Regions from separate parts of the Mus musculus genome. Here regions 1, 2, 3, 4, 6 and 7 are each linked to region 5. A link is a loop called in an ENCODE intact Hi-C map of the cell type or tissue named here. Cell type or tissue: left cerebral cortex. All regions are shown on one strand.

Region 1 (4,000 bases), 210 kb before region 5:
ACCACTGTGAAGACTCACTAACCGCAGCATGCTGAGAAAATGCCAGCGTCCGCTCCTAGAGGACAGACAGCTCACCTCTTTTTCTGCCTCCTTGAGCTCCGCCTCTTTCTCCTTCACCCTCATGACGAACATCTGTCTCATCTCCTCCTCTTTCTTCTGTAGCTCCCCCAGGAACTCGTTCCTCTTTGCTTCGTAGGTCTCCTGAAGACTATTAAGAGTCCGCAAAGCAAGACAGGGCATAAGACAGCATCGTACATCCCACTTCACGCCACTTCTCCCTCTCTGGTTCCAAAAGAAAAAGCTCAACTGCTGCTTACCACACTGAAGCTCAAACCAAGAGTTTTATTCTTATTTATGCCAACATGACAGAGACAAACACGTCCAAAAGCATAGGGCAACGCCGAAGGACTACAGCTCATCAGCCAGGTTTCGTGCAAGAGCAAGTCAGCCTAGCATCACGGGTGAAATGACAGGAGCTGGACTCAGACAGAGCTGTAATTCTGGCCTCAGCAACTGGCTGACCTTGGTAGGCACGGCTCTCCAGTCCCCTGCACAGGGGTTTCAGGCACAGTGACACTCACCTCCACAGGATAAGATCGTGCAATTGAGTCAGGCGTCACTTGAGGAAGGCATCTACTCCTCACCTCCCACTACCCTTCAAAGGGCAAACAGGCTTAGCGAGAAGTCCACCTTCTAAAGCCGGGGCTTTGGGGTAGAAACCCGCGATGGCTCAGGCCACGGTACAGTTTCTAGTGGTGTGGGGAGGTGTCTAATTTTCATTTTGAATCCTGTACTTTGCCCTTCTGCAGAACTCAGAGCCTGAGTTTCATACTGAATGTCATACTCAACTGTTTCAGAACAAAGGCATTTATAGAGAAAGCTGTGACGAGACTATACAGTCAATAGATCTGAACCGCTAAAGAAAGTCCTCTTGCTAAGTCTAATTTGTTCCCTGATCTCACCCAGAGGGGTTAAGGACACGAGTAGTGGCAGGGTCAGGACTTGAACTTGGGTTCCTTAGCATTCCTCAACACTGGTCCTGGCCAATGCATTCAACTTCACAAAAGCTTGTTGTTTCACTTTTGTGCATAGAAACAAATACTCTATTAAAAAACAAAACAAAACAGTTTTTTTTTTAATTATCTTAATAAGCCTAGAGTGGGGCTTACTTTATGGGGTTATCATCTGGGAAATTCATTGCAAGTGCAGACGGACTTGCTACACCTTCACAGAGTCATCCTATCTGGTTGGAGATAGTTTCACAAGCCTGCAGGACTTAATGAAATGATACTAAGTTCATTAGAACTTAACCTCTCGGATAGAAGTCCTTTGTGTGAGATTTGCATTTGTTCTCACCAAACACAGACATGATTATGGGAATGCACAGTTGTACCATGCGGGGAATCAGCCCAGAAGTACTGATCTTTCTCCAAAGTGATTCCAAGAGAGAACTCCTCCACCAAAGGGCCATTCAGGCCTGGGAGGAGACTGCCTCAGTGAGCACTGACAGACAGCCTTAGGTTCTTTGGCCAGCCATCAGTTCGACGGCTTGTAGATTTCAGAGTATGTCCTAGGGATACCCAAAAAAGGTGGAAAACTGGTTGTTCAAAGGCACTGTGGCTTTAATCAGAAGAGGCTCAGAGTCCAGACAAACCTCACATTGGCGCAACTGAGGTTCCTATTTAAGAAATGGCTTGGGCTCAAACTGGACAATCCCTTCTTCTACCAGGAGGTGGCAACCTTCCATAGTGACTCAGAGTTATCCTTCCATTCATCCCAAACTTTCTCCAACAATGGGGGGGGGGGGGGATGTGGGGTGTGAAAGGAGGACAATTGCTAGGGTGCTGAGTCTACCTTCCCCACCCCTGCATTAATTAATTTATTCATTTTACATCCTGATTGCTGCCCCAACCTCCCTATCCCCTGCCCTGAGCCTACTTTTAAAGTGTTTTTTTTTAAGATTTATCTATTTATTTTATGTATATGAGTACACTGTAGCTGTCTTCAGACACACCAGAAGAGAGCATCCGATCCTATTACAGATGGTTGTGAGCCACCATGTAGTTGCTGAGAGTTGAACTCAGGACCTCGGAAAAGCAGTCAGTGCTCTTAATCCACAAGCCATCTCTCCAGCCCCCTCTCCCCTTTTAAAGTTTTTTAAAATTTATTTTTATATGTATGGGTGTTTTGCCTGAATGTATGTTTATGCTCCACAAATGTGCCTGGTGACCAAAGAGGCCAGAAGAGAATGTCGTATCCCGTGGGGCTGAAGCTGGCCTTGAGGCACCATGTGGACGCTGGGAATCAAACCCAGGTTCTCTGTAAGAGCAGCCAGTGCTCTTAACCACTTAGTCGTCTCTCTAGCCACAATTACTTTTCTCCTCGGCACATTTTGGGTGTCCATCCATCTGTGATGTGGGAAATCATATACATTTCCTAGGCTTTTTCCTTTCCTACCCTCTGTCAGAGCGAGCTGTACACCAGTGAGATAACAAGAACACCTGAGGGCTGGAGACGTGGTTACACTGCTGGTTGCTCTTCCACGGGACCCAAGTCTGGTCCCCAGCACAATCGTCATATGGCTCACCTATAATCCCACCACCAGGGGATCTGACTCCCTCTTCTGGCCTCTGTGGGCAGACACTTGCACACACAGACACACAAACACAGGCATACAGACATCCTTGCATGCTTTATAATGAAAAGATACCTGAAAAGCTAAGAGCCTTAGAAAGTCCAAACTGTTTAAGACAAATGAATGGGGGCAAATGTCACCCAGCAGCTGCATCCTGTGAGGGTGTGGGACAGGCACTAAACCCCACAAAGTCAGGAGCTAGGGCTCAGGAACCAAAAAAGCAAGGATTCAGAACAGCCTCCTTTCCCTAACTACTAGGACTTTAGGAGGTTGCTTACACTTTCGGCGCTTTGAATGCTAATACTTGTAAACACGGGCAGCAATGCCAATATCCACAGCATCACCTAGCTAAGATGATAATGCAAAGTGGTTATTGCCCGGCAACAAAGTGGTTTTCCTAACACCCGCTGATTAACCCCACCTCACCTCACGCCAAGCTACTGAGGTAACAAAGCCTCATAGATACATAGTTGCTCTCCAGCAACCCTTTCCATGGTGCAGACACACCTGTCTGCTGTGTAGCTCATACCTGAAGGGCTTGCTGTCGGGGTCCGTGTCCTTGAAGCCCATCTCCTCAAGCTTGCAGCGCCGATACAACTCGTAGTGGCGAGTGTGCGTCTGCTCTCGCAGGTCCTCCATGTTCACTCGGATCAGCATCTCCCGCAGCTTCACAAAATCACAGTGGTTTTCGTTCTCAACTACAAGAAAAATGAGCAAAGGAGAGGAAGGCCATCAGTAGTGACTTCACTGAGAGGCAGGGTGACGCTCCAGAGGGGGTGTCGCCACCCCTCTTAAGATCTAAGGTCCAGAAAGCATAGAGGATGTCTTGCTAGCTTCTCCCTCCATGCTCAAGGAAGCCCAGGCGAGGGTGGCGGAATTGATGCTGCGGAGGGAGGGGCTTCACAATCTTTCCTTTAGCTTTCAATCATTCTGCCTGCCAAATGGTGAGTCTTCTCCTGCAGAGGCAGAGTCCGGGTTTGGGATGCAGCTGATGGCCCAACATCTGGGTAATAACATCTGGCTCCAAGGTCAGCCCCAGGGCTACCACTCCAGGCTGTGCCAGCCCAGCAAGGCAGTGCTTAAATACCACCATTCTTCCCAATGAGCAGATTTCTGCTGCAATAGCATTTCCTTGGAAAAACAACTTTCCCAGATATGAGAGAGAAACAAGTTCTTCCCAGCTATCTAATGCTTTGCTATGAGACAGGTGCTGAGGGCTACTCTTTGTGAAGAACCATTTCCTAATTTTACTAATTTCTTAAAGAGCCCAGCATCTTGAGGGCCCGCCTCCAGCTCGGGGCTTGTAGCTGCCTCTCAGTCTGTCTACCTGCCCTACTGATGACCATTTCTTTCTTCCTCACATCC
Region 2 (4,000 bases), 56 kb after region 5:
CTCTGAGGTTGGGAGAGGTGACCCATCTTATTCAGCCTGCTACACTGAAGCCGTCCTAGGCAGCTGGATGTTTATCCTATTCTTAAAGTCTCCAGGGAAGTAAATTCTCTACAGCATCCCTTGGAAACCTTCTCCAGGGTTTTATCAAAGGTCTGGTAAGGAAGCTCTGATGTAGAAACCAATAAAAATATTAACTTTATGAGCCTACCTACAAGTGCTGGAGAGGGATATGTGTTTGGCATTCTGCCGTCATGGTAAAGGGGTGTGTTTACAAAACAGGCTGTACAAACAGAAGCCATTTGCCAGGGGCAGATGTGGAAAGTTGATTCAAGAGAAATTACCACAATAAACTCCATTTCAACCTGGGAACCATGTGAGTTGGTTATTGTTAGTTATAGCATTTTAAGTAAATTTATTTCCTCATTAATTCCTACTTTTTGTTTTTCTAAAACAAATTAGGAATGGGGGGGGGGAATGTCTACAGCTCTTAAGTTCTCAATTGATTAGGCAGCTATGAAAAACCAGGTCTTAGGATACAAATACACATTATTATGTGTATTTTTTTCTCTCTTCTATATATCCTTTCCCACCACAATCACATAACCCTTTTAAAATCAGAAAAGAAAAAAAAAAAGAAATTTTAAAAGAGGAAACGATTTACGTGATCTCGAGAGAAACCAAAGCGATAGGGGAAGCGTACTTATTTAAAAGAATCACTGAAATTAAATGAAGCCTAGGCCAGCTTCTGGCGAAATTACTTGGAGAAAAGATTGGCCATATATCGAAGATGTTTTCTTTTGGGAACTTAATTCCAGTAGCCTTTAAAGGGTCTCTGGAAGCCCATGCACCACGATAGCCCACAGCAGAAAGCAAAGTGTCATGAGTCTGTGCATACAATTCCTCTGCAACGCGAGGATTGGGTGGGTGGGGGCTGGGAGATAATGCCAAAGGATTAGAGAGGGGAATACACCCTACCCCTACGGCGAGGAAGTTTTAGGTCTTTCTGGCAACACAGAGCAAAGCAAATGTCAGCTGCAATTTCATTTTCACGCTACCTGACAGCGGAACAGACTCCTGGAAATCACTGCCTTGGAGTCGGACCGGTGGGGGAGGGGCACACGCGCCCCTCAAAGTACTTTGGGGCCTCCCCTCTAGGGACGACTCCAGGAACGTTAAGAAAGGCAAGGCAGTCTAAACTCCGCAGGAGCCCTGGTGGGAAGTAATTTATCAAAATTAAAGTATTTCACAGATCATTTCTTCTGAAGCGTTTTCACGCTGTCAGTCACCAGCAATCCTGTTTGGAGTGGCAGCCCTGCGGACACCCCGACTCCCCCCGGTGAGAAAGACCAGGCCTGGAGTGTCAGCAGCCCCTCTGGGGAACGCCACCTGCCCGCAGCATGCAGGCTGGGCGCCCTGGGAGACCTTCTCCAGGCTGGGCGCCCCGGGAGATCCTCTGCAGGCTGGGCGCCCCGGGAGATCCTCTGCAGGCTGGGCTTCTGGAAGTCTCCCGCCCGCCCCTGCCCGAGCCCCGCGCCCCGCACTCACCATCGCCTCCCGGCCCGGCGGAATCCCGAGCTGCCGCCAAGTTCAAACCTCGCGGCCACGGCGCGCGGAGCATCGCCGGCGGCTGCGCGCGCTCAGCAACGGGCAGTGGGCGCGCACTGCGTCTGGGCGCGCGGCTCGGGCTGCGACTCCCGCTCGGAATGCGGTGGCCGCTGCGGCCGCCGCGAGTCCCCGGCGCGCGGCTCCGTCCCGCTGGTGCAGCACCGCCACGCCTCCGGGCCGGGGCCGCGCAAGGGCCCGCGCTCGCGGCGCGCCGCCACCAGGTAATCCCCCAGGAAGCGTCCGCGATTGGCCGTCCGCGATTGGCCAGCGCTCAGCGCTAGATTTGCATGTCAATAGCATGGTACGGAGGGCGCCCGAAGGCTGGAAGACACAGGGCGCTTAGGCGCTCTCTCAGCTCTCCTCGTTGTGTTCAAGTGAAGGGACCCACGCACACACCCTCTCTCCTTGTCACTTCGCACCCCGCGGTGCCTTCATTACACACGCCCCAAACAAGTAGCAACCTCCAGGAGTCCACGCCCGCTGTCTAGGGACCATCCAGTTGGTAATTGACCAAATGAAGCATGATGAAGCAAGGTAAAAAGTTCACAGCTTTTTAAAAAGCTCACATTACAAGGAAAATAACCATCTTTTTTTTTTTTTTTTCCCTCAGTGGGTCTTCTTTTCAGCGGGTCAACCAGACACATTCAGGTTGTCTGTGATGGGGTCCAGCTGCTGCCCCACCCCCGCCCAAGTCCCTTTTAGTTTCCTTGAGCATCATCTCAGACCAAGGGAAGGTTATTTCATCCATATGTTCAAGAGAGGTATGTTTTGGCTTTCCACATTTTGGGCTTTTAAACATAATATACATTTCTACTGGTGCTGCACCCATGGCATGTTGCTCAGTTAAGCTTAAGGAAAGCCTGGTGTTACTTTCAATTTCCTCTCTCTTCAAAAGCTTGCCTCAGCCTTTTTCAATGGAAGCTAAGATTTTTTCCCCCCTCAGAAACTACTTTTAATTGCTTTCGCATGTCTCCTCCAGAGATTATCATAACAAGTACAGTTTAAAATTGGCTTTATTTTTTGCTCAAGCAGAGTCCCTATTGCTCAATTTCCAGGTTCCATATCTCTAGCAATACATCTGTAGACCTAATTAGGTAGGAGGCAGCTGGTACCATTTGCCTATACTTGGCTGAATTGTTTGTACCCTTGGGAGCCACAGGGGCACTAGCAGCCACAGACCACTACTGAAGCCACAGACAGGCTCCCCCAACTCCAAAGGCATTATCTCTGCTAAACCAGTATTTTCTTCTACATGTGGTATCACAAGCAGTTATTACCACATGGTCACAGGGTAGCCACACTGTTGCTAGGCATCAGAGGCAGGCAGCTGATGTTGCTGTTTTGTGTTCTAATGACCTAAGGGAATCCAGTGTTAGAAAGGGGCCTCTAGGAACTTAAGCTTGAAGAATAGATAGATAGTCCTTACAGTTAACAGAGCATGCTGCTTGGTGCCACCATGTTGGGGGAAAGCTTAGACCATATCTTGTTTCTACATCCTCAAGGTCTGGGAAACTCTCCCTTTTAGTTTTTGGTTTGGTTTGGTTTTGGTTTTGGTTTTTTGAGACAGGGTTTCTTTTGTAGCCCTGTCTGTCCAGGAACTCACTCTAAATCATGGTTGGCCTCAGACTCAGAGTTCCGATTGTGTCTGCCTCCCCAGCGCGGAGACTTTAGTCCTGCCCCTCTATGCCTGGCTAAGGGTGGAACAGAACTTATGCCTGTGTGAAACATCACTTTAAATCGACAATTCAAAATGCACTTTGAGTTCAAATATTACCACCCATTCAGCCTGTACTGCACCATGTAATTCATCTCTATGACCAGAGGGTTCCTTGAACAATACTTCTGCCTGCAGTTTAGAGACACCCGGTATTTTTAGAGCCGGAAGGAAATCAACCTGTCTCATGGGACCCAAGGTGAGACATGAAATGATGAAATCCAGGCCAAAATACAGAATCACGTCAGTGTCTCTCTGCATACACTGAGGGCAAGTTCTCGGAATAGATGCCTCCAACCTACAGTGGTCTGCATCTGCCCTCCAAGCAAAGGGAGCAAGTGAGCACGATCAGTGCCCACTGTGCGCATGTGCGAATCCCAGGTCATGCTCCACTGTGCGCATGTGCGATTCCCAGGTCCCTTACTAGAGATGTTCTCGTAAAGTCATACTAGCTTCAGCATCTGTATTAAAACTGCCTATAGAAAGTAGGTTTTACATCTGAATTCCAAGCCTGTTATTGAAAAGAATATTAATGAAGAAATTTTACAGCTTGAGAAAGTTACAGTATTTGATGAGAAATTTTTATAAGAAATTTATATGTCTTATCTTATAAGAAAAAGACAAGACAGCCAGTCCTAAGAAAGTCTAGTGTACAAACTGCTATTTGCACAGTTTTTAAAA
Region 3 (4,000 bases), 270 kb after region 5:
TAGTAGGGAAAAAATATCATTTTTATATAATGGTAATCTAATGGAAACAGGTATGCCAAGTGAAAGTGGTAAACCTGAGTTGATCCTTAAGGGTAATTTAGGATGTTTTTATTGATACTTCCTTAGGCTGTTTTTATTGATACTTCCTTTTGCAGCTTAATTTGTAAACAAAGACTGAAAGGAAAGCTGGGCATGGTGGTGAGGGTTTGTAGTCCCACCTAAGCTGGAGAATCGTGAGTTCTCAAAGTTCAGCCTTAGTAATGCAGCAATATTATGTCTAAAAAATAAAAAATAGTAGGGTGGGCTCAATAGGTTAAGCACTGTTGTGCAAGTGAGTTCTAACACCCAGAACCCTTGTAGACAGCCACAGTGGTGTCTGTGTCCATGATCCCTGTTCTCCCACGGGCAGACCAAAGATGGGGATGGATAACCCGGAAGCTGTAAGTCAGCTAGGAAGTGGATTGAAGCAGAGACCCCAACTCAAGCTAGGTAGTAGGCAAGCAGCTACACTTAAGGTTGCCCTCTGACCTCCACATGAGTATCCTGAAGGCGTTTGAACACACACACACACACACACACACACACACACACACACACACACTATAGTATGACTTTTTCCTCTGGGTTTCACAGGGTCTTCACATTGTCATTTTGGTATGAAGGTAACTTGACTTGGCAGCCATGGTGTGCCTGTGGAGGTCAGAGGACAGACAACTAATTGGAGGGAGTATTTCAAGGATCCCCCCACCCAGCTTCTTCCTGATTTGGAAGAAAGGCCTCAGAAGAAAAGTGTCACCGTCTCTTTTCTGATTTCTGCTACATCCCTATCCTTCTGCCTCATATTTAGACTTGACTCTACTTTACTAATTTAAAAATAAATCATTTTCATAATAGACACACCCCAGCAGGTGGCAACTACACATGTGGGTGCTGGGAACTGAGTTTGGGTCCTCTAGAAAAGCAGTAAGTACTCTTACCTGGTGAGCCATCTCTCTGGCCCCCAGTGTCTGCTTGTATGTGTCTGGCTTACTTAGTATGTTTTGAAGGTTTGTTTCTACAAATGTATTCCACTCCCTTTGCTTTGTTTTGTTCTGAGACACAGTCTTGTGTGGCCCAGGCTGACCTCAAACTCACTACATAGTCAAGGATGACCTTGAATCCTGATCTTCCTGCCTCCACCTTCCAAATGCTAGGGTTACAGGTGTGTACCACCATGCCCAGTGTGTGTGTGTGTGTATGTGTGTATGTATGTATGTGTGTGTGTGTGTGTGTGTATATATATGTGTGTGTGTGTGTGTGTGTGTGTGTGTGTTTGTGTGTGTGTATATATATATATATATATATATATATGTGTATGTGTGTGTGTGTGTGTGTATGTATATATATATATTTGACAAATTCTGCAAGGTCTTTCTTACAAGTCTCATCGTGTGTCCACAGAGGAGAAATATAGCCACAACACCTTGCTCCCCATCTAGCATTCCCATACTCAACTCTTTCAAATGCCATAGTATCTTTCTAGTTTTACTAATTTTTTTTTTTTTGCAATGGGTATATATGCATCAGGGATACAAGGGCCTTTCATGCTCTCGATGACAACAGCTCTGCCTTCAAGCTACAGCTCCTACTTTTGCTGACATCTCTAATACAATTTTTATTTTATATATTTATTAATGCTTGTTTTGTTGAGACGAGATCTCACTATATAGCTGTAGCTGGCGTGGAGAAAGCTCCGTAGACCAGGCTGGCCACAGACTCACAAAAATCCAGTTGCTTCTGCCTTCCAAACGCTGGAATTCTAATTAATTTTCAAAGCATTGAATTTTGGTTGTTTTTAACTGCTCAAGAAAGTCTCTGAAAATGAAGCCAGGGTGACATCTAGTGGTCCTTCTGGGCCACTAATTTATTCAAGTCATTGCAGACAAGATGTTGAAGTACAGGTTGGAATAAATTATATAGTCTTAGAATGATTCTGAACAATCTAAAACAAAATCCAGCTTATTTTAAAGCTTGCCCATTTCTCTAGGCAATATTTTATACACAAAAAGAGTCACCTCTTCATGGGTCTTCCTAAGACAGCCTTAGGTAGCCGGCAGCTCCTGGCCTGCAAAGGCCAGAAGTGGTTTACACACTGCCCCCGAAAGCAGGTTCTTGGGAAAAGCATGAAGGCACGAAAGTTAGTTTATTCCAATAGTATCTCCATGCTGGAACTTTCCCTGAAGTACAGAACCATAGAACATTATGATGGATACTTCCCCATAACTGGGGTTCAGCAAGAATCAAGGAGAACACAAGGAACAGACAATGTACAGCACCTGCCCCTCAAGCTACAATAAGGCCCGTGTCACAATAATCACAGCACAGATAATCAAAATCTTTCCGAAGGGGTCCACGGTGATTGTAATTGCCATGGCGGTTTTATCAGCGTACATCGGGCACGACTCATGGATGGTATAAGGCAGGTGGCGGCAGTTTATTCAAAGGGAATTTTGTCTCCATGATGTTAGATCTTAAAAGGTCAGCAGAGCCTCATGATGCACACCTGCCACCCCAGTGCTCAGCCACAGAAACAGGAGTATTGTCAATTCAAGGGCAGCTGGGCTACATGTGACATTCCAGGCCAGTCTGGGCTATGTAGGGATACCCTTGACTCAAAAAGCAAGCAAGAAAACTAGCAACATAAACTTACTGTACAAGGACTTCGAGAATTCCAGGAACACATGAGCAAATAACACCATGTGATATATATATATATATATAAACAGAATGAAATTCTCTGGGCATGGTGGTACACACCATGTAACCCTAGCATTTGGAAGGTGGAGGCAGGAAGATCAGGATTCAAGGTCATCCTTGACTATGTAGTGAGTTTGAGGTCAGCCTGGGCCACACAAGACTGTGTCTCAGAACAAAACAAAGCAAAGGGAGTGGAATACATTTGTAGAAATAAACCTTCAAAACATACTAAGTAAGCCGGACACATACAAGCAGACACTGGGGGCCAGAGAGATGGCTCACCAGGTAAGAGTACTTACTGCTTTTCCACACTTTCCAAGCTTAGTTACCAGCACCTATATGGTGGCTCACAACCACCTGTAATCTAGTTTGAGGGGATACAACTCCATTTTCTGGCCCCAAGGGCACCAGGCACGAATGTTGTACATATATGTTCATGCAAGAAAAACTCTCGTACAAATAACATAAACCTTTTTTAAAAAGCTCTATTTGCTTATACATATGAGCAGTGCCTACAGCAGATAAGACCATAGACACAGAAACTAGAACAATGATTGCTGGGGTTGGAGAAACTAGAATATAATAAGCACCAAGTTCCAGCTGGGGAAGAACGAAGTTTCAGAGAGGACTGGTTATAACAAAACAAAAACCAAATACAATAAACAAACAAACAAAAAACCAGCAAAAGAGTGTGTGAGCTAATGCCACTTATAATAAAAATGCCAAAAATGGGCCCCTGGGCCAGTGAGACAGCATAATGGGTAAATGTACTTGTAGCCAAATCTGACCGACTGGCTTTAATATCTGGGACACATATGGTGGAAGGCAGGAGCCAAGGCCTGCAAGGTGCCCTCTGACCACAACATGTGCTCTACACAAATAAACAAACAAATAAATGTAATTTTCAAAAGGTTTAAATAATCATTGTATGTATATTTTAACATACGTTTAAATGATAGTGTTGTTGGAGTTGTGATATATATATGATATACATATATGTATATGTATGGGATATATATGGGATATGTGGCATACATATTTAAAATACTGTTCTAAGCAACTGTGTTACATTAAAATGTATATAAAACAACCATATATATACATATATATACACATACATACCATATGTAGGTGTGTATTTTGCAGCATTTGCATAGCATTTATGATTGGAGTATGATTCCTAGAACAACAGGGGAAAAATGCTCAGTAGCATGGCTGGAGAGATGACTCAGTGGTTTAAGAGCACTGGCTGTTCTTGTAATGA
Region 4 (4,000 bases), 88 kb after region 5:
TTTATTGGTCATGTGACACAGCACAGGTTAGGAAAGCCTGTGGCATGGGACACTGGCTGACCTACTTCTCAAGGACCTCACAGTCGAAGCTACTCTATGTCACCTGTAACGTGTTTGTATCCAGCAAGTGTTTTCAAGTATACATGTTTACCCTCCAGATATCTGGAGCCAGAAAGCACGATGAAGGAGGCTGACCAGATGTCAGAATTAGGATGGAAGTCCTAAAGTCAGCACAGTGACCCCTGCCTCTAATCCAGCCTCCTGACCCCCTGTCTGACCCTTGTGGCAGATTTATGATCAGCATGGTTATCTTTAGCTTTTCCCTGATTACCTTCCTATCCATCCAGCTGTCTCTAGCTCCGCAGAGCCATCTTTCTTGTCTGTGAGCCCTGTTTTCTGTTTACCAGGCTCAAATTATTAAAGCATCAAACCCAAATGCCAGCACAGGAGGAATCTGTCTTTGCTTACCATATACAGAAGTGACCGTGTGCCTTTTCATCCTAAAACAGTCAATTCATCCTTGGATCTCCAAGCTGGCATGTGGCATTCTGAATCCTGCCTGGCAATTCAGAGGCCTGGTACAAGCAGGAATGTGCAAGGTGGACGCTACAAAACATTTTCAATCCCACCATAACGGCACTGACCACCTCTACAACTATAATCGGGCAGAAGTTCAGGGACAGCAAAGTGGGAGGTGTGAAGCTCCCTTGGCCAGTGCCTGACTGGCTAGGTGGATGCCTAGTGTTCCAGAGCTATAGCTTATGGTGAGATATCACTCTCAGGCAGCCTGGCTATTAAAGTGACCTTCAGGGGTTCGAGTGAATCTGCAGTGTAGAGGTCTCCGTGCTGATGCCCAATGGCTTGGACAACTAATATGTTTATAGACTGAGCAGAAAATGCAACGCTACCTTTTAGGTTTCTCCACTTCCTGTAAGCTAACCTTACTCAAGGCACTTCTGTGGACGGGCATGTGTACAGGAAGCTCGGCCCTCTGCCAAGCACAGGAGTTCTAGACTGACGGCTTTATTATGAGACGGTTTTACTACCTAAAGGTTTGTACCCCTACCCACGAAAAGTATCAAAGCCCTAATTCCCACTGTACTTATATTTGGGGGAAAGAGGCCCTAATAAGAAACCAAGGGACTAGGATGATAGCTTTAGCACACAAAGACCTGAGTTTGATCTTCAGGACCCATGTTTAAAAAAGAAGCCAGGGCTGGAGAGATGGCTCAGTGGTTAAGAGCATTGACTACTCTTCCAGAGGACCTGAGTTCAATTCCTAGCAACCACATGGTGGCTCACAACCATCTGTAATGGGATCGGATGCCCTCTTTTAGGTGTGTCTTAAGACAGCAACAGTGTACTCACATACATTAAATAAATAAATAAATAAATAAATAAATAAATATTTTTTAAATAAATAAAATAAAAATTTAAAAGAAGCCAAAAACTTGGTGGTTGAGAGCATTTATGAACCCAGTGTGGGGGTGGAGGGGCCACAGACAGGTGGATTTGTGAGCCTCCGTGGCCCAGCAGTTTGACCTACTTATCAAGGTCCCGACGAGTAGAGGCTGCCTCAAAAAGGAAAAAATTTGAATGGCTCCTGAGAAGTGGCCCCTGAAGTTGGCCCTCATGTGCATGTACCTACACATGTCTTTGTGCATGCATACATGTACACGAAGAGAAAGAGGTTAAATGAGATTGTAAGGACAGGGCCCTGGTCAGAATGATCAGTGCGCTTACAAGTAGAGACACTTAGCTTGACGCTGTAGCTCACAGCAAGAGTGCTGCCCAGCAGGCATGAAAACACTGGGTTGGATCCCCAGCAACAAGAAAGAAAGAAATATAAACTACAGACCTAAATCCCCGTCCCCTCCAAGTGCATTTAACTGGGAAAAGTCAGGTGGAGACATGGTGAGAACCAGCCATCTGTGAGCTAGGGAGACAGTCCTCACCAGAAACCAAGTCCTACAGGGTCTTTGCCAACTCCAGAACAAGACGCAAATGGATTTCTCTTGTTTGAACCACAAGGTCTTTGTCCGAGCAGACGAATACAAATGGCTGTGGCAAAGTGCACTCAAGAGTGTACAGCTTGCCAAGGCGATAATTACAGTCACGGTGACCACCCAACTGACTACCCAACAACTGCTGCTGTGTTTATCATAGGTGGCCCTGTGACACCCACCCCTGTGTGTGCGTGTGCGTGTTTGTACAGGTCCTACATATCACTTTTCATTGCTGACTTTCTAAATGTTTTTATCTAATTGTGTGTTGTTGTTGTTTGTTTTGTTTTAGGATATTAGCTCAAGATTATGTAGTACGTTTCTCCCAATAAGTTCAAAGGATTCCGCTCAAAGTCTCTTACTGGCATTGGCTGAGGCCTGGGGACCCGGACAAATGACTGCCCCTACTGACAACAGCTTTTCTTTTTCTTGGCATTTGAGAGAGAGCAGCCCTTTGATTTAGGAAATCTTTTTAAAACTGACTTTGTTCTTTTTTAAGAACTGCTCCTGGCATCATCTCCATCTAATAGAAGTTTCCATTTCCTTTTATCCCTCTGAGCACGGGTTCCAATCCCTCAAAGCAGTGCCCTGTAATTGGCCAAGAAAAGGTCACCCTTTCTAAGAAGAAATCATATCACACATTTTACAAAGTCAGCGTGGGTCTTGGAGATCAGAAGGGGCAGCTGCTGAGGGTAGATTCATTTTCCCTGGCGAAATGTTTAAGTAGCTGGTGGCGTGTGATTATATTTCCAGCATAATTGCTATATAATTACACATACCCACTCTCATCCAACACATTCCCTACTGTAATTAGCTGGCCTTTATTTCACATTCATTCGCCTTTATGATTTTTGTCCTTTTAAAAAAAAATTAGATTCTGTGATGATTAAGGGACACTGTTTGTTTAACAGTGGTTCCCTTACATGTAACAACCTTCTGCAATAGTCTCCTACACAGATGGTCTAATCATATATATGCTTTTTAGAAAGTGGTACAAGGTGGAGGTTGGGGCTGGAGATGTAGCTGGCTTAACAGAATGTTTGCCTCACATGTACAAGGCTCCTGGTTCAATTCATAGAATTATATAAAATTATAAAACTGAGTGGGTAGTGTGGGGCTATCTGTAATCCAGGATGTGGGAGACAAAGGCAAGAGGATTAGAAATCCAAGGTCATCCTTGGCTATATAGCAAGTTTGACGATAACCTGGACCAAAGGAGACTTTATCTTAAAAAAAAAATTTAAAAAGATACAAGCCTGTCAGTGTATTTTCCCTGACTTTATACATCCCCTGACATAAGCTGGCTCCTCCAGAGAAGTTGTTAAGGGCATAACCAGAGCTTACATACACACAGTCAGTCCTAGCAGCAGAAAGCTCTTGAGGTCATCGCTGCTCCATCTGTTCACTTTCACTCCTAGAGTTACAGAGCTAACGTGGGTCTGGAGTGGGTACCACATCCTGGGCTGTGGGGGAAGAACTGGGTCCTTTCAAGGCGAGAGGCAGAAATGCACAGAAGCACAATTCCATGAAGGCAACAAGGGTAAGGGCTTCAAAGAGTCACCAGAATAAAGAACATGCCACAGGGTCACCCACATAAAGAACACACCACAGTGTCACCCACATAAAGAACATGCCACAGTGAAACCAGAATAAAGAATACTCCACAGTGTCACCTGCATAAAGAACATGCTATAGTGTCACCTGCATAAAGAAACACACCACAGTGTCACCCACATAAAGAACATGCCACAGGGTCACCCACATAAAGAACATGCCACATTGTCACCTGCATAAAGAACACACCACAATGTTTTATTTCTTTGTCTTTTGAAATACACCCTGGCTTTGGGCATATCAGTGTTTTTACTCTGTACTTAGGAAAACTTAAACAATATCTTTTATATAATTCCTATATTACAGATGAGATGAATAGCTAAATACAATTACCAAAAAGTGTGTTGGAGACATAGGATGTCACAATATGCCAAATGAAAAAC
Region 5 (4,000 bases):
GGATGCCTCTCAAAGCTTTCCTTGTTTTTTTTTGGGGGGGGGGGGAGTGAGTGCGCGTGCCCATGTCCTGTGGTTTCATCCAACACATTAGGAAGAGGGCCTGGAATAAGTACGTACAACAAATAGAATCCCATATGCAAGTCCTCCTGACATCAATGCCACCAAAGCACATACTCCATGTTCCACTGAAGCAAGCCGCACGTGTCGTTTTGCAGAGGGCACAGCTGGGATCTAGGTACAGCTATAGGCAAAGTGGAAGGCCGCTCTGCCCTGCAGGCACAGCTTGGCCCTGATCTCCACAGGACACAGGGAGGCTGTGGCAACAGCAAGGTCATCATAACATGCTTGACAGTTACAAGTTCTGTAGGTGGACCAGTGCTGCATTACGTTCCAACCGTGTGCTTTAAATAAAGCTCTTCTCTGAGCACTGCAAGAGCTGTGGGTGGTAAGGTCAGCCGCACCTTTTCGTAGATGTGCCTTGCCAGCCACTGCTTCCCTGAGCAAAATTTTAAAACTCTAGTTTTGCTCTTGACATAAGCTACCACCATTGCTGAGAACCGTGTCAGAGCCCCTGGGGTGCGGTCCCAGCTGTGACACCTCTAATGACTCAATCTCTCCAAGGTTTCATTCATCGTTTGCAGAATGAGACTGACAGTGGCTTTCCTGTCTGTCAGAGCCACAGGTCCATGGTCCCCCTCCTAGTCCTTAGGGGCTGGTAGTCACTTGTGGTCATGAGAAGGGCCTGGCTCCCCTGGGAAGCAGAACAAGTGTCCCCACCCTACCTTTTTCTCATTGACATCCTCCTGCCCCTCCTCCTCCTGCAGCTCCTCCGGCATGTCTTTGATTTTGTTGAGCAGCTCCGCCTTGGCAGCAGAGACACTGTAGTAGGCAGGACAGTTGACCAGCACACTCACTGCCTCCTTGTGGTCGCTCCTGAAACACACAGCTCAAGCTCAGAACCGTGCAAAGTCCTCCTTAATTTCCCCCAGACATAGTGACTGATGAGCAATTTACTGATAGTGACTGTGCTGGGCTCCCACGGCCAGGCAAACCCAGGATGCAAAGTTCCTAAGGGCAGTGCTGGAGATGGCATCAAGAATTTGAAACTAGCCAAGGCTATTCCATCCCAAGAGAATGTAAAAAAAAAAAAAAAAAAAAAAAAAAAAGTGGAGGGAGAAAAGAAATGTAAAGTCTACCTGCTGATTACACAGGGGGTGGGGAGCTCAGAGCTGTCCAAGAAAACCAGGAACTGAAAACCATGGTATCTCATGCTGTTTGTTTTACCATAGCGGAGTTGCTTTTCCAAGTCTGTTTCATTTTTGTGAGGAGATGGGGGTGGAACCTGGGTCCTCAGGCATGCTGGGGGCAGGTCAGGGTTCAGATATACCACATGCAAGTACGATCTCTTGGAGAGAGAGTTTAACTCTTCAGTGATAGATTATTTAACTGTGGCCCTGTGATTTTACTCAAGAACTAGACATACAACATCTTCACTGGTCTCTTTAAGCAGTGTATCCGCGTGTAAGCCAGCTGACTAGAAAGCTGGAAAAAGCCTCCACACGCATGTGTGACGCTTCTATCAGCTTCTCCCCAGTGTTCCTGGCTCAGGAGTCTGATGAAGCCTCACAATGCTATTTGCCACAGCAGGACGACGTTTACTGTCACCAGAAGGTGGCGCGTGTCATCTTTCTGAAACCCTCGGGAAGGACTAGGACAGGATCATTTCACTACCAAACTCACCAGGGACTATAAATTCTCAGACAGTAGCTTTCTGAGGACATCTGTGAATCTACACTGGTCTCTGTGCAGCACGTAGTCAGATAACAACAGCATGGGCACTGACTCTCACCATGATGAACTGCACAGTGAACATTTGCTCCAACCCAGAGCGAGTCTCAGTGGGAAACGCTCTCAGAGGGCATCCTTTGGGGCCATGTGGTGCTCAGTGACTGCCCTTTACAGTGCAGGTGTCCAGCGATGTTTGCTACAGTGTGATTCTGGAGAGGTCACCTGCACCAAAGACAGCCTCAACTCCCCAAATCTGAAGCTGAAGAGACAGGCAAGGAAGCTGCGAGGCCGTGAACAGATGCGCTCTGAGAATATAGCCCACAAATGGCAAAAGCTATGCACACAGCTCTTTTCTCCCTCCCACCCAAATAAAACAGCGCTCCTGCTACTGACTCAGTTACAGTCAGCTGCAAGTTTCTAAACGGCAAACCCGTATTTGGGTGAACTGTTCTGTTTTTATTTTATCTGGAAGCTACTTACTGCTGAGTCGCAGTCTGTCAATATTATCACTAAAAACTAAAAAGGAAATAAAACCCACTCTACATCTTTCTCCTCATAGTCCTTTAACCAAGTATGTAAGCAAATCTCAGAATAATTTTAAAAAATCCACAAAATAGGAAATATAACTGCTCACAGTTCTCCCACTGTGGCTGGGCCCTGGGGTGATGTTCCAAGACCAGCAGAGGGCTCAAGAGCCTCCAGAGTGGGGGTCAGGTGAGGGGGTGGGGGCGGGGTGGCTAAGTGGCCCCGGCATACCCAGGAGAGGGTTTCCCACTGACATCTGTTCAAATTTGAGCAAATGTTCACCTCAATGCCTCAAAGTGCATGTCCTATACAATAAACACATCTATTTCTCCAGGCCCCTCCCCCTTTCATAAAGACTGGTCCACTTGGTTCTTGTAGACGCCCACATCCTGCCTTTGCTCCCTTCTCAGCACTGAGCCTGGGGGGACGTCCCTGAAAGTCACCTACAACAGGAGAGACAACCATGTGTTTGCCGAGTTAGGGACAGACACGGGACAATTGCTGTGGCTCACTTGCCAGGGCCTGCCTAGGTGGATCAAGGCGTTAATACGCCTCTGTGTTTCTGAGGTGGCTGGCGGTCCTCTCAAAGGTGCGCTGTGAAGATGAGCTGCAATAATGTTTATATAAGGATGTGTGATGCACAGAAAATGACCTCTGGCTACAAATAACAGTGGTTCCTACTGCTCTCATTCTTGCTGTTGGGCATCTGCCCCACCTCCGGCCCGAAGGCTGGGATGGAATGTCACTCTTTGCCAGTGGCCTATGGTAGGGACATGTCACATCCAAAACCTATCATCACCCCACAGGAGTTGAGTCACAGGCTCTTTGGGGTGGACTAGAGGGGACTTACGCCTTGGCTTCACATCCCGCACGCCTGGCGGTGATGTCTAAGGCTTTCCTCTTTGCGCCACTATCCATCAGCACACTGGCGTCTCCAGGGAATAAACCCTCCATCAGGTCCATCGTTGTCTTCATCCTGGAGTCAGGATCTAAAATGTCTGCCAGAGACTTGTCTTGGTGGACAATTTCCTTGGCTAGAGCCTCTGTCCGGATATCTTCTGAGGTCTTCTGAGGCTCGGCGTGAGTTTTCTTTCCTAGATCCTGAGTTCTCTCGACAGGTTCATAAGTGAGGTTTCGGGTCTGGCTGGGACAGAGCTGCTTGCCAGGAGAACCGTTGAGCTGAGGCTGGGCGCTCGCGCTGGAAGGCGTGTTGGACTCGGCTTCTGAACCTTTGGCCGAGGTTTGGGGTGGTGTGGCAGTCATTATCTGACTACCTTCGGAATGGGCTGCCCCAGGCACGTGCCCTTCCCTTGTGACCATCACCCTGGGAATTCTGCAGGGGCTGTGAAGGGAAGAAGAGAGAGAGCGGGTAAGGGGCGCATTGATGGTGCTGAGGATGAGGGCACAGGAGATGTGAAGGAGACACATTAGGACTAGAGCATCCCAGAGCAGGAGTGGCTGACATAAGGAGACACATCTGCGGCACTCTCCCACGACCACGGGGTTCTGAAGGGCCTTCTTCTGAGCCCAGGGCTGGTTCCTACATACATTCACTAGGACTCAGTTTTGACGAGTGTTGCTGTTGGGCCCCGGAGCTTTCTGGGAGGTACAGACAGGCAGAGGGTAGTGGTGGTGAGTGACCTCTGTGGCATCCAAGAGATGATACCCCACAGAGGTTATTTTGTGT
Region 6 (4,000 bases), 230 kb after region 5:
CCAAGCAACAGCACACTTGACGTGAACACTTAATACAGTGTGTGTCACCTTTTAAAGATCAGTGTGTGGCCCAGGTGAGTCAATCTGAGTCTTAAGTCCCTGATTTGTCCTTTACTCTTAATATCCTTCCAGAGTCTATCAGCTAGGCATAGCGCTTTTATCTTTGTGGGTATCCATCATATCAAGCCTTTTCAATTTTAGTGTGTGTATGTTTAAGGATGGAGGTTGGGAGAGAGGGAGGCAATGGCTGGGGGGAGAGAAAGAAACAGAGAAGAAGGAGCGGGAGAGACAGAGACAGAGAGAGACAGAGAGGTCTCAGGTACTCCACACCAGCCTCAATTTCTTAGGTAGTAGAAGCTGGCCTTGAACTCATGATCTTCCTGCCCCCACCCCCAGATCAAGTCGTCTTTCTTTTAAAGGCTTTAGTCATTACTTACCCGGTTTCTTTCCTCTTCAAAGCCACTTTATCTATGACTGTGATACTATAGAGTTATACCCCAACCATTATACATTAGAATTCAAACCAGCAATCAGCTTCCCTGTCTCCTACTCCTTTTAAAGATGGGAACTCAGTGGGTAGCCCAGGCTGGCCTTAACCTTAGAACTCTGGTGCTCCACGCTGAGACTGATAGACATGTACTGCCTAGCCAGCTCCCACCCCATCTCCTACAGCCAGCATGAACATCATTTTCGCTCCCTTTCTGAGGTGAAATATACAATCAAAATGTCTACGAAGGAGTCAGGAAGGGCTTGACAGTGTGATAGTTCTACAGAAGGTCCCCAGAACACAAGGAAAATCAGGAATCAGATGCAAGGTTAATTAATCTCTTACTCTAGTCGCCCAGCTAGGCTAATGTGACTCAGCATACCTGCTTGCCTAAGGGGATGGTTACAAGAATTTGATAAGACCTGATAGAGCTTTGGGTAGTTCCACAGCATTGTAAAGGAAGTCCATTATAACCCAACCCAGCTTCTTCCTTCCCAGTACTTCAGCAAAATATTAACTAACCATGTTCCACCCTAGATCTATAAAGCTTTCCACTGTTGAAAAAAAATTTGGGTTTACCCAGGCATGGTGGTGCATGTCTTTAATCACAGCACTTAGGAGGTAGAGGCAGGGGCAGGAGCAGGGGCGGGGCAGAGGCAGAGGCAGGTAGATCTCTGTGAGTATGAAGCCAGCTTGGTCATCATAGTGAGTTCTAGGACAGCCAAAGCTACATAGTGGGATCCTGTCTCAAAAGAATTGAGTTAGTGAGGCACCCCTCACTAAGAGACTTTGCAGCACCCTACTATCATACTAAGTCCCCATACTAAGGACCAGTGCAGCCTTCCACTCCTGTCTCAGCCTGTTAACCAGGCCAGGTAGCCACAACTTACATAGCAACTACCAAAAAGACCAGCAACCTCAAGGGTTAATCCATCGTTTTATGCTCTCTAGCTTGCAGAGGGGACAGCTCTAACAGGGCTGTGTGATGCACCGAGGAACTTTGACCCACATTCCAGATCTACTTTCTGCTCTCTTTACTCGGCTGAGAGAAGGAGGGAGGTCTGCTCTGGAAACCAGGGCCCCCCTCCTCCCTGCCTTCTGAGGTTTCCACTTCCAGATGGTTTTCTTAGGAAACTCGCTGGATAATATGGAGGATAAAGGTTATACAGGATGCGATGAGACCATCAAACATCTAGAATTCACACGTCAGTCTCCTTCTGATGCATACAAACCATTCAACCTGGTCCTTGAGTTTTTCTCTTAAGCCCTTCAGTTCTGTTTCCACTGTGCTGGATGTCCCCAAACTCCCTGGAGAAAAGGGATCTTTTAATGTAGTACCTGTGCCAGCTCCCCTCCATGTCACGGTTAAGGTCTCTAATGGATCATTGACCCACAACCCGGCTTCTTCCTGACAAATCGTTAGAATCACCATCTCCGGCTTTGGATGCTGGTCCCGTCTGTGTCTGCTTCCATCTCACTTTGTGCTCAGCTCCCACTCTCTACCCCCTTCTTCCTTCCCAGCCTCACCAACCTCAACCAAGGAGCAGAGCTTCCCAACCCACAGATCATGTCACTTGTAAATGGACCATGTCTGAAAAGACTGGTAGCATACCCGTGTCCTGTGAGATACGTTGGGTGAGCATCACCCACCAAACATCTACAACTCACATCCTTTCCTATTCTAGAAGGAAGTTTTCATCTCATAAAGCACACAGCTACCTCCCTTGGACCCCTAGCTTATGGGTGAGAAATGGTTAATCACGTAAGGTTTTGGGGATTGGAAGAACAGGGAAATCTTGGTAATACCATGTGCATTATTCTAGGCACATTAAGGCCTCATAGGGACCACCAAAGTAGCAACAAACGGAAGCCATTTGGCATCTTTCTTTTATAATATGATGTAAGTTCCAGAATGCCAGCTCTTCCTAAGGGGAAAATAGCAGGCAAAGGTCTTGTCTTCTGGTGCCACCTTGTGTTTGTGAGAGGAACGAGTGAATGTGACTGCAGGATAGAGCTTGGAAATTCTTCAGTCCAACTTTGATTCACAGATAAATGGAAGCTCAGACTGGAACCAAGGACAGCCCCTTCCCCACCCAACACACTTTCTCTGCAACACACACCTGTCATCTGCACACATATGTCTTCTACCTGGCAGCAAAGGTCAGTGTGCACAAATGCACAAATGCTTCTTTCATTCAGTGAAACATACATTCATGTGTGACCGGGCCAGCTCACCATAAGAGCTAGCACAGAGCACTGGCTATGGATAAGGTGCCGTGCTTCGCACTTTTATAACTCACTGAGTTCCTCCAGTCTCCCTAAGGACAATAACTATTGTTAACCCCGTCTTACTTTTAAGGAAACTGAGGTTTAGAGGGGCAGAGTAACTTATCCCAAGGTACACGAGTGTATTCTGGCAGAAAAAGAATTCAAATGAGTCTTCACTGGTTTGGTCTGCATTTCTCACTATCATTATTTACCACACTGACTTTGTCATATGAAGCTTGATTTCCACAGGAAGGTTTCAAACCAGGAGAGATCCTGAGAGCCCATTCAGTTATTTACAACCATTTCCATCTCTATCCCATGCTGGTCTCCCCTTGCTCCACTAAACTAATATAATTTAATACCTGTGCTTTCCACAATGTGGTTCTTGGACCAGCAACTTCAGCATCATGACAGATCTATTGATGCTTAGATTTTGGACTCACAGCTGTCATAACTGTGAACAATAAACAACTGCTAGTTACGAACTGCTCAGTCTAAACTACTACACTACTGTAACAAGAACTAGAAAACACAACCAGAAAGTTGAAAGTAGTCAAAGAAACTGAAGAAAATGCAAACAAAAGGGGATCTTGGGCTGGAGAGATGGCTTAGTGGTTAAGAGCACTGACTGCTCTTTCAGAGGCCCTGAGTTCAATTCCCAGCAACCACATGGTGGCTCACAACTGTCTGTAATGGGAGCTGATGCCCTCTTCTGGTGTGTCGGAAGACAGCAACAGTGTACTCACATACATTAAACAAACAAACAAACAAATCTTTTTAAAAGGGGGGTAGATCTTACAAGAATGGATCAAAGGCAATAATATTAAGATGCTGACATTCCCCAAATGGATCTATAGATCCAGTGGAGTTGCTACCAAAATCCCCATTGGTTCCTTTGCAGGAATTGATAAGCTAATTATAAAATTTATATAAAAACTCAAGAATATCTGGAAAAGTCCTGAGATAGAAAAAGTTGAAGGAACCATACTTTCTGGTTCAAATTTTAATATTAAGCTAACATTCACCAAGACATTGTGCCAAAGGACAGACAGACATCAAGGCACTAGGATGCAGAGATCAGAGCGAACCCTCGAATTTATAACTAATCTCTCAGACCTCGGGTGCTCCTGAGAGTCCTCCCCATTCCTGTGATGAGGTGACAGTAGGCCTTGAGAGCAGTCTGCCCTGACAGTCTACACCAGTCAATCCCCACACAGGCTACTTGGTGCATCTAGAGTCACCTTT
Region 7 (4,000 bases), 140 kb after region 5:
GGGTGGGGGGGTGCTATGTCCAGGCTGGCTGAACCTCAGTTTACCTATCAGATGCCTTGGCTGAATCACGCAGAGGACTCTGGCCAGCTATTCAGCTGAACTCCTGGGCCTCCCTTGCTCTCAACGAGCAGGCACCGCGGCAGAGGCAGAGGAAAGTGGTTTAAGAGGAAGTATCTGCCAGCTGTAGCCTTCTGTTCATAGGGCTGAACCTTTCAAGCCAGCCAGTGGGGCGCACCATGTGGGGAGGGGGCTGGGCAGTTCTATTGAGCTCCATTGTGTGCTGTCCACAGCACCACACAGCCAAGGAGGGAGTGAGCAGGCATTCCACAGCTCCAGGAAGGAGACTTTTAAAAATGGTTGTCTCCGGGGAAACAATAAATTTAGATACTTAATCCCCACACACCCCCAATCTAGCTCTCTAAAGATACTGTTCTTGGAATGAAGTCGCTATGTGTCCACCCCAGTTACTCTACTGATTGCGTTCAGTTATATATTTCTGGTGCCCTCCTACTCGGCACAAATGTACAGGGACTTTCTAAGCACAGTTTGAAATGTAGAGACAAAGTTTTTCAATTGACTTTCTCCTGTCTGTGTCTTTTAAAAACATTGAGATTTTTAATGGTGACATTTTTTTTTAAATACTGACTAAATATTGCATTGATTCCTTCCAATACAAAACTGACCGACCCTTATTTCTGGACATCGCTTTTGATTTCTACATTTTCTTGGTCGTAATTCATAAGCCAGGGGTGGAATTTTAAAATAAAATTCATCCTCTACTTTGCTTTCAGTGCTCATTTCTTCCCAGTCTCCCAGCACCTGGTATTATCTTACTACCTACACATCAACCTACATACCAAACTCTCATCAACCAAACGCACACATGTTATAGCAATGTGCCTGTTGGCGGTGACATCTTACCTGACAAGTGATGTCACTGCTAGGGCTTTTCCCAGTCAAAGCAGTCGTATTTAGTATTTACATTCATTACCTGCACGTTGCTGCTACAGAGAAATGCTTTTATAAAGATAGGCTAGCTAACAGCACAGATGGGAAACTCCAACTGATTAAACCGCTGGAGAAGGCACATGGCGGGATGATTAACATAGCGTTTCTGCTTGAAGCTTCTCACCTTCCTCTGCCTTCATCTCTCTTCCCCACCGTGGTTTATACTACTTGACTAGAGTCTCTGGGAACTGGTAAACAGCTCCCTTCATGGAAGGGCTCAACATCACTTGAGGATCCCTTGACTTATAAAAGGACCCCTACCTATTTGTCAACTATTTTCATTAAAAACAAATTAAAACCCGAGATTAAACTACCTCCTGCTAGTCAGAGCAAGACAGGCAGCACTGGTTTCGAACCCGAGAATCTTTTCACCAACTCCTCAGATAACAAGTGCTCTAACTTAGGATGGTCCTGGAAGGACTTGTGGGAAGCAGAGACAGGACCCACCATTCCTAAGCATCTTCACTACTCCAGTTTAGATGCTTGGTTTGAGTCTTAACTTCTGGAACACAGGGAGGGGCACACCCCAGCCCGGTGATACCGTCCCATCCCCTCCCTAAGTCACCTGTGCTGAATAAACCTGGAACCGAGACGAGCCCTCCCTTCACACCAGCTGAAGCTAAAGAGAACGGAAAAACAGCTCACATCAGAATAGGAAGCATGGAGGTCAGACCCTGGAGCCACCAAGTCGTCCAGCCTCAGTTTGCATTTTCTCAAAAGTCGGTATATAGATCTGTTTGCTTTAATTAAAAGTCCCTTTACTCTCACAGAGTGAATTCTCATCCAGTGGCAGTAAGTGTACGGCGTGGTGAGGGTCGCTGCAATCTGTTAGGTCCCTCTCACCCTTTACTGGCATATCTGCCAGCTGGATAAGTCGGTTTCATCAGAAAGGCTCTGTCTCTCCTTAGTTTATAGTCTCCATACTGGTATTTCTGTCGAGATCACTGTAGAAGTAACGTCGGGGAGAAATAACCGACTTAAACAGACCTTACCTCACAGAAGTGGAAACTCAGGTATCTCCATTGTCCTCAGTGATCTGCTGGATGCGTCTGTCCGGCGTGACACACAGTCGAGCTGGTCCACCCGGCCTTGGGGCCTTGGGCAGGTGGCACAGAGGCCGACTGCAGGCTGGAGAGCCAGCTCTAGGGAGGCAGAGCTAAGACACAGGTGTCTGACACCAGGCACCTCAGCTCCTGGAACCTGCGCTGCCCTGATTAGCTAAGTACAAAGGCGGTTCGAATTACTGCCTCTCCCCAGCCAATCGCCTGCTGGCCTGGCTGACAGGAGCAGGCCCCCTGATGTCAGGGACGTCCGCTCACTGGCTAGAACCAAGAGAGCCGGTTTCTACCGTGCCCGCGGGCAACCCTGCTCCAGGCACCTTAGAACTGTTTGTCCGGTAAAGAACTCTCTCTCTGCCCGCCCACGGCGCCGCCCCAGGGTCCTCAAACACTCAAACCCGCTGTGCAACGAAGGCAAGGCCAAGCTCTTTCTCGCCTCCTCTGCCTGGTTCTGGACGCCCAGATCCCTGTGCAGCTGATGGAACTCCATTTTTTTTTTTTTATTAGCTACAGCTTTTTGCAAGCGAGACTTTCTTACAGAAACTGGGAGACAAGGAGACACAAATACAAAGAAAGATCTTTTTACAGTCACCGTTCTGAACAATGAAATCCAATATTGGAGGGGGAAAAAAATCACCTCAGATGTGAAAACAGATAAAACTCCAACGAAGTGGGCACCGCATCCCACTGTGGGCAGGGCTGTCCCGGACACCCTAAAACCCAGCCAGCTGAAGCCATTGTACGCCCTTGAAATGGCAATCCTTTGCAGCTGTATGGCTAGGCAGCGCTTGATTCAAGTTTGGTATTTGCCCCAGACTGTAGGGGTCAGCTTAACAGTAACCATAGACACAAAGAAAGAGAGAACAGCGCACACAGAAAAAAAAAAACCAAGTGCGCCTGAGTTCCTGGGTATGCAAATGGCTTTTCATTTGTCTGGGATGCTATGGTGTGTGTGTGTGTGTGTGTGTGTGTGTGTGTGTGTGTGTGTGTGTATGTAGGGAACATTGAAATTTCACAGACAATTCATGAACTTCCTTGAAAAAGAATGGAGATTGATTTCAGATTATTTCTTAGGTGAGAGGAAACGGAACAAACGTGCAGATGCCCTACCGCTCTCACAAGACATCGCAAGGCACACTCCGTAGCAAGCACAGTTCAGACACGGGGAAAGTCTAAAGTGTCCCCAAGATGTCAGTGTGCTTCAGAGATGAGAGAAAGATCACTTAAAGACGTTCTCTGCACCGTTTGTCTCTCCTGACCACTCGACCCCCAGAGCTACTTTTAGCTCTTACTGTGAAATGCAAGGAGTGGGATGCAAGTAGGTTACAATCAGAGCTCTGGTTGGGGCAACCAGATAAGTCTGATAAAAATCTTATCAGAAAAAGAGAACTTCTGGTAGGTTTTGCATTATAGAGATAGTCTTACTTTGGAAAAAACAAAAACAAAAAACAAAAACCAGCCTTCTGGGGTGGGGGGATAGCCTAGTGATACAATACTTGTTCAGCCAGAGTGAGAAAGGTGGAGTTGGATTCCCAGCAAACACATATGCGCGCGCGCGCGCGCACACACACACACACACACACACACACACACACACACACACAACCTACTCCTACCTTTCCTTTTAGAAAGGCGAAGTTGAGCTGGGTGTGGTGGCACAAGCCTTTAAACTCAGCATTCAGAGGCAGGCAGATCTCTCTATGAGTTCAAGGCCAGCCTGGTCAACAAAGCAAGTTCCAGGACAGCCAGGCCTACACCAAGAAGCCCTGTCAAAACAAACCAAAAATGGTCTTGTTTTCCTTTCCCTATCTTATGGCCTCCTCAAGGGCCACGTCTGAGTAGTACCCCCTTCTTAACCCTGGTCTGTCAGAGCTCAAGAGCATCCAGGTTCTGATTAATCTTGAATGTGTCCAATTTTACAGCTTCCCGCTTGC

The links. Peaks named below come from ENCODE experiments on the same cell type or tissue, not always from the same donor. Only the 100,000 strongest peaks of a DNase experiment are listed, where the experiment ranks them.
Region 1: a loop joins it to region 5, with 3.0 times the contacts of the local background. A loop is called at or near these places in 9 of 42 quality-filtered maps.
Region 2: it touches region 5 in a loop (4-fold over the local background); 5 of 42 quality-filtered maps call a loop at or near these places.
Region 3: a loop joins it to region 5, with 4 times the contacts of the local background. A loop is called at or near these places in 14 of 42 quality-filtered maps.
Region 4: it touches region 5 in a loop (3-fold over the local background); 2 of 42 quality-filtered maps call a loop at or near these places.
Region 6: it touches region 5 in a loop (11-fold over the local background); 22 of 42 quality-filtered maps call a loop at or near these places.
Region 7: a loop joins it to region 5, with 3 times the contacts of the local background. A loop is called at or near these places in 8 of 42 quality-filtered maps.

What each region holds. Positions count from the first base shown.
Region 1 is chr5:93,161,457-93,165,456 of GRCm38, reverse strand. Septin11 (septin 11) reads right to left here. Exons shown (of 10, transcript NM_001009818.2): 7 at 3,165-3,333; 8 at 76-208. Among named protein-coding and RNA genes, the nearest start is that of Ccni, 43 kb to the left of the region's middle. In left cerebral cortex, CTCF peaks have their summits at 1,698 (motif pointing right) and 2,595 (motif pointing left); a DNase peak (open chromatin) is centred at 1,708.
Region 2 is chr5:92,895,766-92,899,765 of GRCm38, reverse strand. The region is part of intron 2 of Shroom3 (shroom family member 3); the gene reads right to left. Among named protein-coding and RNA genes, the nearest start is that of Mir1961, 110 kb to the right of the region's middle. In left cerebral cortex, no CTCF peak of the experiment used is centred here; DNase peaks (open chromatin) are centred at 1,245, 1,305 and 1,863; H3K4me3 peaks cover 1,382 bases.
Region 3 is chr5:92,677,516-92,681,515 of GRCm38, reverse strand. No RefSeq gene overlaps it. Among named protein-coding and RNA genes, the nearest start is that of Shroom3, 3.9 kb to the left of the region's middle. In left cerebral cortex, a CTCF peak has its summit at 1,884 (motif pointing left); a DNase peak (open chromatin) is centred at 1,877.
Region 4 is chr5:92,863,733-92,867,732 of GRCm38, reverse strand. The region is part of intron 2 of Shroom3 (shroom family member 3); the gene reads right to left. Among named protein-coding and RNA genes, the nearest start is that of Mir1961, 77 kb to the right of the region's middle. In left cerebral cortex, no CTCF peak of the experiment used is centred here; a DNase peak (open chromatin) is centred at 1,587.
Region 5 is chr5:92,952,194-92,956,193 of GRCm38, reverse strand. It overlaps Shroom3 (shroom family member 3), which reads right to left. Exons shown (of 11, transcript NM_015756.2): 8 at 3,164-3,655; 9 at 783-933. Among named protein-coding and RNA genes, the nearest start is that of Gm36764, 55 kb to the left of the region's middle. In left cerebral cortex, CTCF peaks have their summits at 929 (motif pointing left) and 1,666 (motif pointing right); DNase peaks (open chromatin) are centred at 893, 1,657 and 2,120; H3K27ac peaks cover 591 bases.
Region 6 is chr5:92,726,916-92,730,915 of GRCm38, reverse strand. The region is part of intron 1 of Shroom3 (shroom family member 3); the gene reads right to left. Among named protein-coding and RNA genes, the nearest start is that of Shroom3, 45 kb to the right of the region's middle. In left cerebral cortex, a CTCF peak has its summit at 2,456 (motif pointing left); a DNase peak (open chromatin) is centred at 2,447.
Region 7 is chr5:92,807,562-92,811,561 of GRCm38, reverse strand. All of the region lies in intron 2 of Shroom3 (shroom family member 3), which reads right to left. Among named protein-coding and RNA genes, the nearest start is that of Mir1961, 21 kb to the right of the region's middle. In left cerebral cortex, no CTCF peak of the experiment used is centred here; DNase peaks (open chromatin) are centred at 409, 991 and 2,384.